2 separate regions of the Homo sapiens genome follow, and region 2 is linked to region 1. The links are chromatin contacts, found by Hi-C or POLR2A ChIA-PET in ENCODE. All regions are on one chromosome and are shown on one strand. The core of a region is the stretch at or near the end of the contact, and the rest is flanking DNA. Distances in the headings are between cores, read along the strand shown.

Region 1 (4,469 bases), core at 656-3,155:
AGCAGTGATACTGCTCTGTATGATACTGTAATGGTGGATACATGCACATTTGTCCAAACTCAAGGTATAACACCAAGAGCGAACCCTAATGTAAACTATGGGCTTTGGGTGATAATGTGTCAGTGTAGGTTTGTCAGTTGTAACAGATGTATCGTTCTGGTGCGTGACATTGATAATGGGGGAGGGTATTCATGTGTGGGGGCAGGTGGTATATGGAATTCCTTGTGCTTTCCACACAATTGCCGTGAATCTAAAACTGCTCTAAAAATAGTCTATAAAAAAGTGGGTCTTTGGCTAGAGTTACAGAAAAAAAAAAAATGTGGGGTCAGGACCAGGCATGGCGGCTCAAGCTTATAATCCCAGCACTTCGGGAGGCTGAAAGCAGGAGGACTGCTTGAGGCTAGGAGTTTGAGACCAGCCTGGGCAACATAGGGAGACTCCCCCTCTCAAAAAAATGTTGTTGTTGTTGTTTTGTTTTTTTAGCTAGGTGTGGTGGTGCAGGCCTGTAGTCCCAGCTACTTGTGCTGCTGAGGCAGGAGGACCACTTGAGTCTGGGGGATTGAGGCTGCTGTGCGATATGATAGTGCCACTGCACTCTAGCCTTGGCAGGGACAGAGCGAGACTGTATTTTAGAGCCTTTGCACTTGCTGTTCCTAATGCCAGCATGTTCCGCTCCCCGTCTCGCATATCTGCTTGGTTGCTTTTTTCTCAATGTTCAGATCGAGTTATTTCTTTCGAGAAGACTTCCTGGTTCACCATACCACCATTCTTATACTGGCGCGTGCGTGCCGTGCACACGTACACACACGCGCGCACACACACACACCCCTTTCTCCCTTACCCTGCTTCACCTTTTTACAGAATTTAATACTGTCTGAAATGTACTTGTTGGTGGTGTCCTGCCACTAAATCCCGGAGGGAACGGATTTTTGTCTGTTTTGCTCCCCATGATCTAAAACAGTACTTGGCACAAGAGGTTCAACAACTCGTTGAATTAATGAATAGTGGACATGAACTTGACAAAACAGGTTCCCTGCCTCAAGAGGCATGGCCGCAGTGAGGAGACGTTAAAAGAATTAAAACTGTATATGTTTAGTGGGAACACAGGAGCCTTTAAATTAGCTCAGAGGATTTACATAGATACCTGCGATAAAATGGTTCGTATAAGGTTCATATAATAGTTACGTAAGACTCTTGAAAACTGTAATGTATTATGCAATTTTAAGATTGTATCATAGCTGGCGAAAATGAGGTCACATCTTGCCATTCTTTTTTCGCCTCGAAAAATTTTATGAGGAAAATTTCCTTTCACTTCCTCATTTATTTCCTTTTCCTGTAACCTAAATGGTCAAGCGGCTGTGAATGTTATCTTCTATGGGCAGCAATAAATACGGTTTGGTGTCGGAGTCTGCGTAGTGAATGGCTCACTGGATCTGGCGCATGCGCATCTTTTGTGGTGCCGCAAGATGGCTGCCAGCCATTTTGTCGCGCGTTGCTCCTCCGAGGAGTTGGGGGCGATGGCTGCAGCCCCCTGAAGACTAACAGTGGTCTCAGTGGTGGGAATTTTCTGTCTCTGTTGTGTGAGCTGAACACACCCAAGAGAGCGGCCAAAAGCAGCAAAGGGCGGGGCAGGGGAACCCCCCCACCCGGCTAACCTTAGTTATACCAGCTCCCTCACCCATCCCTCCCAGTTTTTCCTTCCATCCCGTTACACGCTTATCTTCTGCGCAGGCGCAAAAATAATCGTAGCGCCTCCTGGGCCCTGGGGGCTTCAGAGCTCCTGCGCGCGCTTGTGGTTCTCCACTCCTGATTGGTCAGGTTGCCCCGCCATCACGCCTCCCTCTGCTTTCAAGGTTGAGAAGGAAGCAGGGGTAGGGGGGTGGGGCCAAGTGGCGCGTGCGCGATACTGTTGCTGCCCCTTTGCTGCTATTGCGTTGCAAAAAAAATCCTGACTAGGTAGCCTTGGACCTTTTCTGTGCTAGCGAGTCTAAAGGAAAGAAAGATTTCTGCAACTGAAGGGGCAGTCGGGTAGTATTACATTTAAGATATTAACGCCCGACCTGGCTCACAGGAGTGTGGGAACAGGGGCGGGGAAGGGCCTTAGCACTGAGAGCCGAAAAGTATAAAACGATTAGTTTCGGCGTCAGGCGTTTTGAAAGGCTTTGCAGGTCCTGTTTTCTGCGTAATTTTTCCGTGATTACTGACTGGTTTAAACACGACCCCTTGAACAATATTGATAAAACCTCCGAGACCCGCAGCCCCTCCTTGCAGCGTGTAGGAGCTGCCAGCGTGCCCAGCAGCTGGTGTTCCCGTCCGTACCTCCAGAAGAGCCCAGCGCGTGCACCATCCCCACCCCCTAGCTTCCCTCCCCACCTACGGCTTTCACGCACTCGCAGTGATTGTTTTGCCCGCTCCCGCCGCCGCCGCCGCCGCCGCCGCCAGAGGAGCAGCAGCGCTTGTGCAAACCGGGAAGATGGCGGCCGGCGGCGGCGGAGGCAGCAGTAAGGCCTCCTCCTCGTCGGCCTCTTCGGCAGGGGCTCTGGAGTCCTCGTTGGATCGAAAATTCCAGTCGGTAACCAACACCATGGAGTCCATTCAAGGCTTGTCGTCTTGGTGTATAGAGAACAAAAAACACCACAGTACTATCGTCTATCATTGGATGAAGTGGCTCCGGAGATGTGAGTGTTGGGGGTGACTAGGGAAGGGAAGACTGGGGAAATGGAAGGAAGTGTGGCCTGAAACGCTTGGGGTTTTCCCACGGAGCCGCAGCATTTGGTTGGGGTTGTTCACATTAAAGGTTTGACCCCAGTGGTCCCAAACCCAGACTCCATTCCTAGCCAGGATTGTCCTGAATTGCAGGAGACTCATTTCTTGGGTTTTTTAGCCATTGAATTGTTGTGACCTTGGGCCGTTGGGCCCAGATCCATGGAGATTTACGTATATTGTTTTTAATATTTCAGAGCCTTGTAAGGTGTATTGATTTTTCCGAACCTTCGCGGAAATTGTAGCGTCTGTTTATTTCTTACAGGCCTTGACGTGTTAATGATTTCTGGCTTTCCTGATGGTAGGCGAGCTGTGGTTTTAAGCAGTAGTAAATCCAGTGATGTTTAATGAGGAGTGCCTTGTCTGGATGAATGTATCTAAAACTTGTGATGTGTAGTAAGGAGAGCCTTACCTGGATGAATGTTAAGAAGCAGCATGAGCTCTACATAGATCTGAGGCACCACCGGGTTTTCCCTGTACCTGTGTTTGCTGCAATAAAATACAGGTTTCTTGGATACTGACCAGAAACAACTGCGATACAGTAGTCAGTATCATCGTTAATACCTTCAAATATAAAGCGTGTCCAGTTCCTCTTTTTTTTTGAGACGGAGTTTTGCTCTTGTCGCCCAGGCTGGAGTGCAGTGGCGCGATCTCGGCTCACTGCAACCTCCACCTCCCGGGTTCAAGCGATTCTCCTGTCTCAGCCTCGCGAGTAGTCGGGATTACAGGCGCCCGCCACCATGTCCGGCTAATTATTTGTATTTTTAGTAGAGACGGGGTTTCATCATTGTGGCCTGGCTGGTCTCGAACTCCCGACCTCAGGTGATCCACCTGCCTCGGCCTCCCAAAGTGCAGGGATTACAGACGTGAGCCCCCCGTGCCCGGCCCCGTTACTTTTTAATTACCTGAAATACCTTTTTACACAATTGAGTTGATCTCATGGGTAATGTGCACAGGAAATGTGCTTTTTGAATATGTAGTACCTTTTTCTCCAGTTATGTTTTTTTTGTCTTTATCCTGGAGATTTTTCCATTTTGCTGCTTTACTGCAGAAACGAGCTCTGTTAAAGCATGGATTGTTTGCAGAACGTTTCAAATCTTATAGGAGGAAGTGTGGAGAAGTTACTGTTTCCTGCTGAGAAGAGAGGGTTAACTCATACTCCATATACATCTATTAGAATTTTTCTTTGCTTCCTGCCTGCGGCATTTCACCAGTGAGACCCATCATCCAGTTATTCTGCCTTATTCCACTTCTGCCATTGCTCCTGTAGTGTTTTGATTTGTTTACCTTTTAGAGAACAGATAGATAAAACTTGCAAAATTATAGGCCCCATGCTTCGAACTATTTGTGTTTAAAGTTTTGGGAGGGATGTTTTGTGGTTCTTTGAATAATAATGCAGAGAAATTAGTAGATACCGGACAGAATTACCTGTGTTTACCAATAACCGATCAAAGAGTTATTTTCTTGCCCAGAGGTAAAATTATAACGTGCAAAAACATCAAATATGATAACAGTCATCATTGAAGACTCACATGTTAAGTATCTGCTATGTGCCCAGTCATCTCATTGTACCTTAAAATCGTCTGAGAAGTAGATTTTTTAATCACTGATTTACAAACGAGGAAACTAAGACTCGGAAATTAAGTTGCTTAAGGTTACTCAGTAAAATGGTGGGGTTAGGGTTTGACTTCATCATTAACTTTGTA
Region 2 (4,837 bases), core at 2,046-4,545, 1.0 Mb after region 1:
GCTTGGCCAACATGGTGAAACTCCATCTCTACCAAAAATACAAAAATTAGCCAGGCATGGTGGTGGGCACCTATAATCCCAGCTACTCAGGAGGCTGAGGCAGGAGAATTGCTTGAACCCGGGAGGTGGAGGTTGCAGTGGGCCAAGATGTCTTATGTCTTGTTCTCACGGTTCTCACGTTCTTTTGAATATTGCATCATCAGTAGTTAGCAGTTTGCTTTCTCTGACATCCTACTCTCAGGAGGGATGACTCTGGATCCTCTCATTTAAAAAATTATTTTATATATAGATAAAATATATAGCTATATTACCCCACCGGTAACATAGCTTCTAAAAGCTCAGGGTCACATCCCTGAGGTGACCCTCTCCTGCCTTAAAGTGTCTGCCTGAGAAAACTCAAGGCTGCCAAAATAATTTACTTTGTTCCAGCCAATACCTGAGAATAGGCCAGGGGCAGTGGCTCACGCCTGTAATCCCAGCACTTTGGGTGGGCAGCTTTCTTTCTCTCTCTTTCGTTCTTCCTTTCCTTCCTTTCCTTTCCCTCCCTCCCTCTCTCTCTTCTCTTCCTTCCTTCCTTTCCTTTTCCTTCCTTTCCTTTCCCTTCCTTTCTTTCTTCCTTTCTTTTTCTTTCTGTCTGTCTCTCTTTCCTTTCTTTCTTTCCTTCCTTCCTTTCCTTTCCTTCTTTCCTTTCTTTTCTTTCCTTTTTTTGAGACAGCGTTTCGTTAGTTCTGTCACTCAGGCTGGAGTGCAGTGGTGCAATCTTGGCTCACTGCAACCTCTGTCTCCTGGGTTCAAACAAATCTCCTGCCTCAACCTCCCAAGTACCTGGGATTACAGGCGTGTGCCACCACACCCGGCTAATTTTTGTATTTTTTGTAGAGATGGGGTTTCATCACGTTGGCCATGCTGGTCTTGAATTCCTGACCTCAGGTGATCCGCCCATCTAAGTCTCCCAAAGTCCTGGGATTACAGGCATGAGCCACCGCGCCCGGCCTGAGGTGGGCAGATTTCTTGAGCTCAGGAGTTTGAAACTAGCCTGGGCAACATGGTGAGATCTCTCCTGGTCTCTACAAAAAAATACAAAAATTAGGCCGGTCGTGGTGTCTCACGCCTGTAATTCCATCACTTTGGGAGGCTGGGGTGAGAGGATTACCTGAGGTCAGGAGTTTGAGACCAACCTGGCCAGTGTGATGAAACCCCATCTCTACTAAAAATACAACAACAACAACAAAAAAAAAATTAGCTGGGCATGGTTGTGCACCCCTGTAATCCCAGCTACTGAGGAGGCTGAGGCTGGAGAATCGCTTGAACCAGGGAGGCGGAGGCTGCTTTGAGTTGAGATCGTGCCACTGCACTCCAGCCTGTGCAACAGAGCAAGACTCCCTCTCAAAATAAGAAAAAAAGAAAAAAAACAAAAACAAAAATTAGCCGGGTGTGGCATCTGTAGTCCCCAGCTACTCGAGAGGTTGCAGCTGGAGGATCGCTGGAGCCGGGGAGGCAAGGGTCGCAGTGAGCCGAGATCATGCCACTGCACTCCAGCCTGGGTGACAGAGCCAGACCTTGTCTCAAAAAACAAACAAACAAAAGACACCTAAGGACAGTGTTGAGGATGGTATCCTCACCAGTCTCTGTGGGAGGATGGAATCCTAACTTCCATAAATGCCAGCTAGCAGACATCATTGACCTAAGCACATTTACATTGACTAATTCTGTAAATGTTCACTTCCCTGACTCTACTGACCCTCTGTCTCACTGTCCCCTAACCTCATTTTCCCTATAAAATACCCATTACTTGCATACAAATTGCAGTTGAGTTCAGTTCATGCTGAACTGTTTTTCCTTATTGTAGTAGTTATTACTGATTGAAATCTGTCCTTTCCACTTTAGTGTCCGGCTTTGTTTATCTTTGACAAAATTCACCAGTTTGATTCAAGACAGTTTCCAGCCCCTGCTATGGAGTTACACTGAGAAGGAAACCCCTGGAATTTAGTTTCACCCCTACACTTCCAATGGAATTTTTCTGTTTCTTTAGAGGTGGGCAAGGGCCCTTGACAATAAGGAAACTTTCAGACTTGTCTAAGGTCCCACAGAGAGTGCTTGATCCACCTGAGCTATCACACCCCACAGGGTATACACAAGTGTATTCTTTTTTTTTTTTTTTTTTTTTTTTTTTTTGTGACAGGGTCTCGCTCTGTTGCCCAGGCTGGAGTGCAGTGGCGCCACCTTGGCTCACTGCAACCTCCCTCGGGTTCAGGCGATTCTCCCACCTCACCCTCCCAAGTAGCTGGAATTACAGGCCTGGCTAATTTTTTGTTTTGTTTTGTTTTGTAGAGGTGAGGTCTCACCATGTTGCCAAGGCTGGTCTTGAATTCCTGGGTTCAAGTGATCCTCCCGTCTTGGCCTCCCAAAGTTCTGGGATTACAGGCATGAGCCACCGCACCCGGCCCTGATTCCTTTTTTTATTCTAGCTTCAAGATTCAGTTCTACCGTTATCGGCTGTGTGACTGGGTAAATCACTACACCGCAAGCCTCGGTTTCCTATTTACCAAATGGGTCGAATAATGCCTGCCACATGGGGCTGCTCTGAGGAGTACAGATGTAAGAGATCCTGTGTTCACTGATATTTTCATGTGGGCTTTTTGATAATGATACAAAAGGAACATGAGAACTGTGACTTCTAGGCCGGGCGAGGCGGCTTACTCCTGTAATCCCAGCACTTTGGGAGTCCGAGGCAGGCGGATCACCTGAGATCCGGAGTTCGAGACCAGCCTGGCCAACATGGTGAAACCCCATCTCTAGCAAAAATACAAAAAATTAGCCAGGCGTGGTGGCAGGCGCCTGTAATCCCAGCTACTCGGGAGGCTAAGGCACGAGAATCGCTTGAATCTGGGAGGCGGAGGTTGCAGTGAGCCGAGATCGCGCCACTGCATTCCAGCCTGGGGGCCAGAGCGAGACTCCGTCTCAAAAAAATAAAAAATAAAATAAAAAATTGTGACGTCTCACTCAGGATCAGCGTCTTTAAGTGGCCACCTCCCCACCCCACCTTCATGCCTCCCTCCTCCTTGAATCGTGTGTTAGAACGCTGTGATCTGGTCCAAACTCCACGGAGATGCGATGCGATGCGAAGCGATGTTGGGCAATTTCAACTCCCTGTCTCGGTCGCCACCTAGGATTACTGCATGTTCAGCTACGACCTCATCAACATGGCTGCTGGAAGTCGTCTACAGGAAAAAGAAAGAAATGACACTGAAGGATCACTTCCGCTTCCGTTGGCGCAAGCGCTTTCATTTTTTCTGCTACCGTGACTAAGATGGAAGCGTTTTTGGGGTCGCGGTCCGGACTTTGGGCGGGGGGTCCGGCCCCAGGACAGTTTTACCGCATTCCGTCCACTCCCGATTCCTTCATGGATCCGGCGTCTGCACTTTACAGAGGTCCAATCACGCGGACCCAGTAAGTTCTCGGCGCTTTCGTTTGCGTAGCGGGAGGGACCGTGGGGCCTGGTGCTGCCGGCTGGTTTTGAGAGCCCGGGAAGGTGAGGCGGGGACCCCGGGGGCGCGCGAACGGCAGGGGAGCTCAGGGCGCGGAGTCCTGGAGAATGCAGAATAATTGGAAGGAATTATAGAAAATCAGAAGCGCAGCTCAGTGCGCGGAAAGAGGGCGCAGTCCATCCCCCCTCTCAGCTCCCACCGTTCTCACTCTTTAGGAACCCCATGGTGACCGGGACCTCAGTCCTCGGCGTTAAGTTCGAGGGCGGAGTGGTGATTGCCGCAGACATGCTGGGATCCTACGGCTCCTTGGCTCGTTTCCGCAACATCTCTCGCATTATGCGAGTCAACAACAGTACCATGCTGGGTGCCTCTGGCGACTACGCTGATTTCCAGTATTTGAAGCAAGTTCTCGGCCAGATGGTGTAAGTCATCCAGAGAACAGGAGAGTGGTTCCCAAGTAGAGAGGGGAGTCCCCTGTTTTTTATTCCCTTCGATGGGATGGGGGGACTTGTTGCAGCGGGGGACTGGAAGAGTTGTTGGAGGTGGGCGATCTGTGTTTGCAATAAAGTTTTTGGCATTAGGTGTAAAATGGGGGAAGGTGTGGTAACTTCTTTTGGGGATGGGTGGAGACCCCGACTTAATTCTCTCCCTTTTCTCACAACCAATTCCTTTTAAGGATTGATGAGGAGCTTCTGGGAGATGGACACAGCTATAGTCCTAGAGCTATTCATTCATGGCTGACCAGGGCCATGTACAGCCGGCGCTCGAAGATGAACCCTTTGTGGAACACCATGGTCATCGGAGGCTATGCTGATGGAGAGAGGTTCATATGAATACAAATAACTTATTTCCTTTACCACCCAACCTAGTACCTGTGTAGTATCTCTTCTGTCTCTTCTCCCCAAGTGAATCCCACTTTAACTCAGACCCCATGGTCCCCTTCTTCAGCTAAGATGAATCTAAGGTGAAATGAGTTTTGACCCATTGTGTCCTGTTAGCTTCCTCGGTTATGTGGACATGCTTGGTGTAGCCTATGAAGCCCCTTCGCTGGCCACTGGTTATGGTGCATACTTGGCTCAGGTAAGTAGTAAGTCTAGAGGTGGGGGAAAGGGAAGACAAAAGGAAATGGATTAGTGGTTGTCTGCTTTTCTCCTGAAATTCTGATATGAGGGATGGGCTGGGATCGCTATTACTGGGCAGATGGTTTTCTTTGTAGTCTGGGGGCTGTAGGTGTTGACACTGATTCCAGTGACAAGATGACATGACTGGGAGTCAGTAGACATGCAAAGAGAGGACACCCTAGAACTTCTTCCTGAAGTGGCTCTTAGCTTATTTTCTAAGCAGAGTTC

The links. Hi-C counts contacts between places; a loop is a spot of excess contacts on that map. ChIA-PET counts read pairs that join two places held with the same protein, here RNA polymerase II (POLR2A). Pooled maps may share reads with other maps.
Region 2: a loop to region 1 is called in a pooled map, with 9 times the contacts of the local background. The contact joins the promoter of PSMB4 here to the promoter of RPRD2 in region 1. A Hi-C loop is called at or near these places in 6 of 50 pooled maps. POLR2A ChIA-PET finds 5 or more read pairs at or near these places in 2 of 52 experiments (CD4-positive, alpha-beta T cell and activated T-cell).

The regions. Positions count from the first base shown.
Region 1 is chr1:150,362,242-150,366,710 of GRCh38, forward strand. It overlaps RPRD2 (regulation of nuclear pre-mRNA domain containing 2), which reads left to right and starts at 1,906. Exons shown (of 11, transcript NM_015203.5): 1 at 1,906-2,678. The coding sequence starts at 2,474. RefSeq lists enhancers at 201-1,143, 1,124-1,193, 1,354-1,663, 2,414-2,693, 3,177-3,466.
Region 2 is chr1:151,396,278-151,401,114 of GRCh38, forward strand. It overlaps PSMB4 (proteasome 20S subunit beta 4), which reads left to right and starts at 3,296. Exons shown (of 7, transcript NM_002796.3): 1 at 3,296-3,450; 2 at 3,704-3,910; 3 at 4,165-4,311; 4 at 4,487-4,568. The coding sequence starts at 3,311. RefSeq lists enhancers at 2,653-3,375, 2,976-3,025, 3,376-4,097 and a silencer at 3,866-4,023.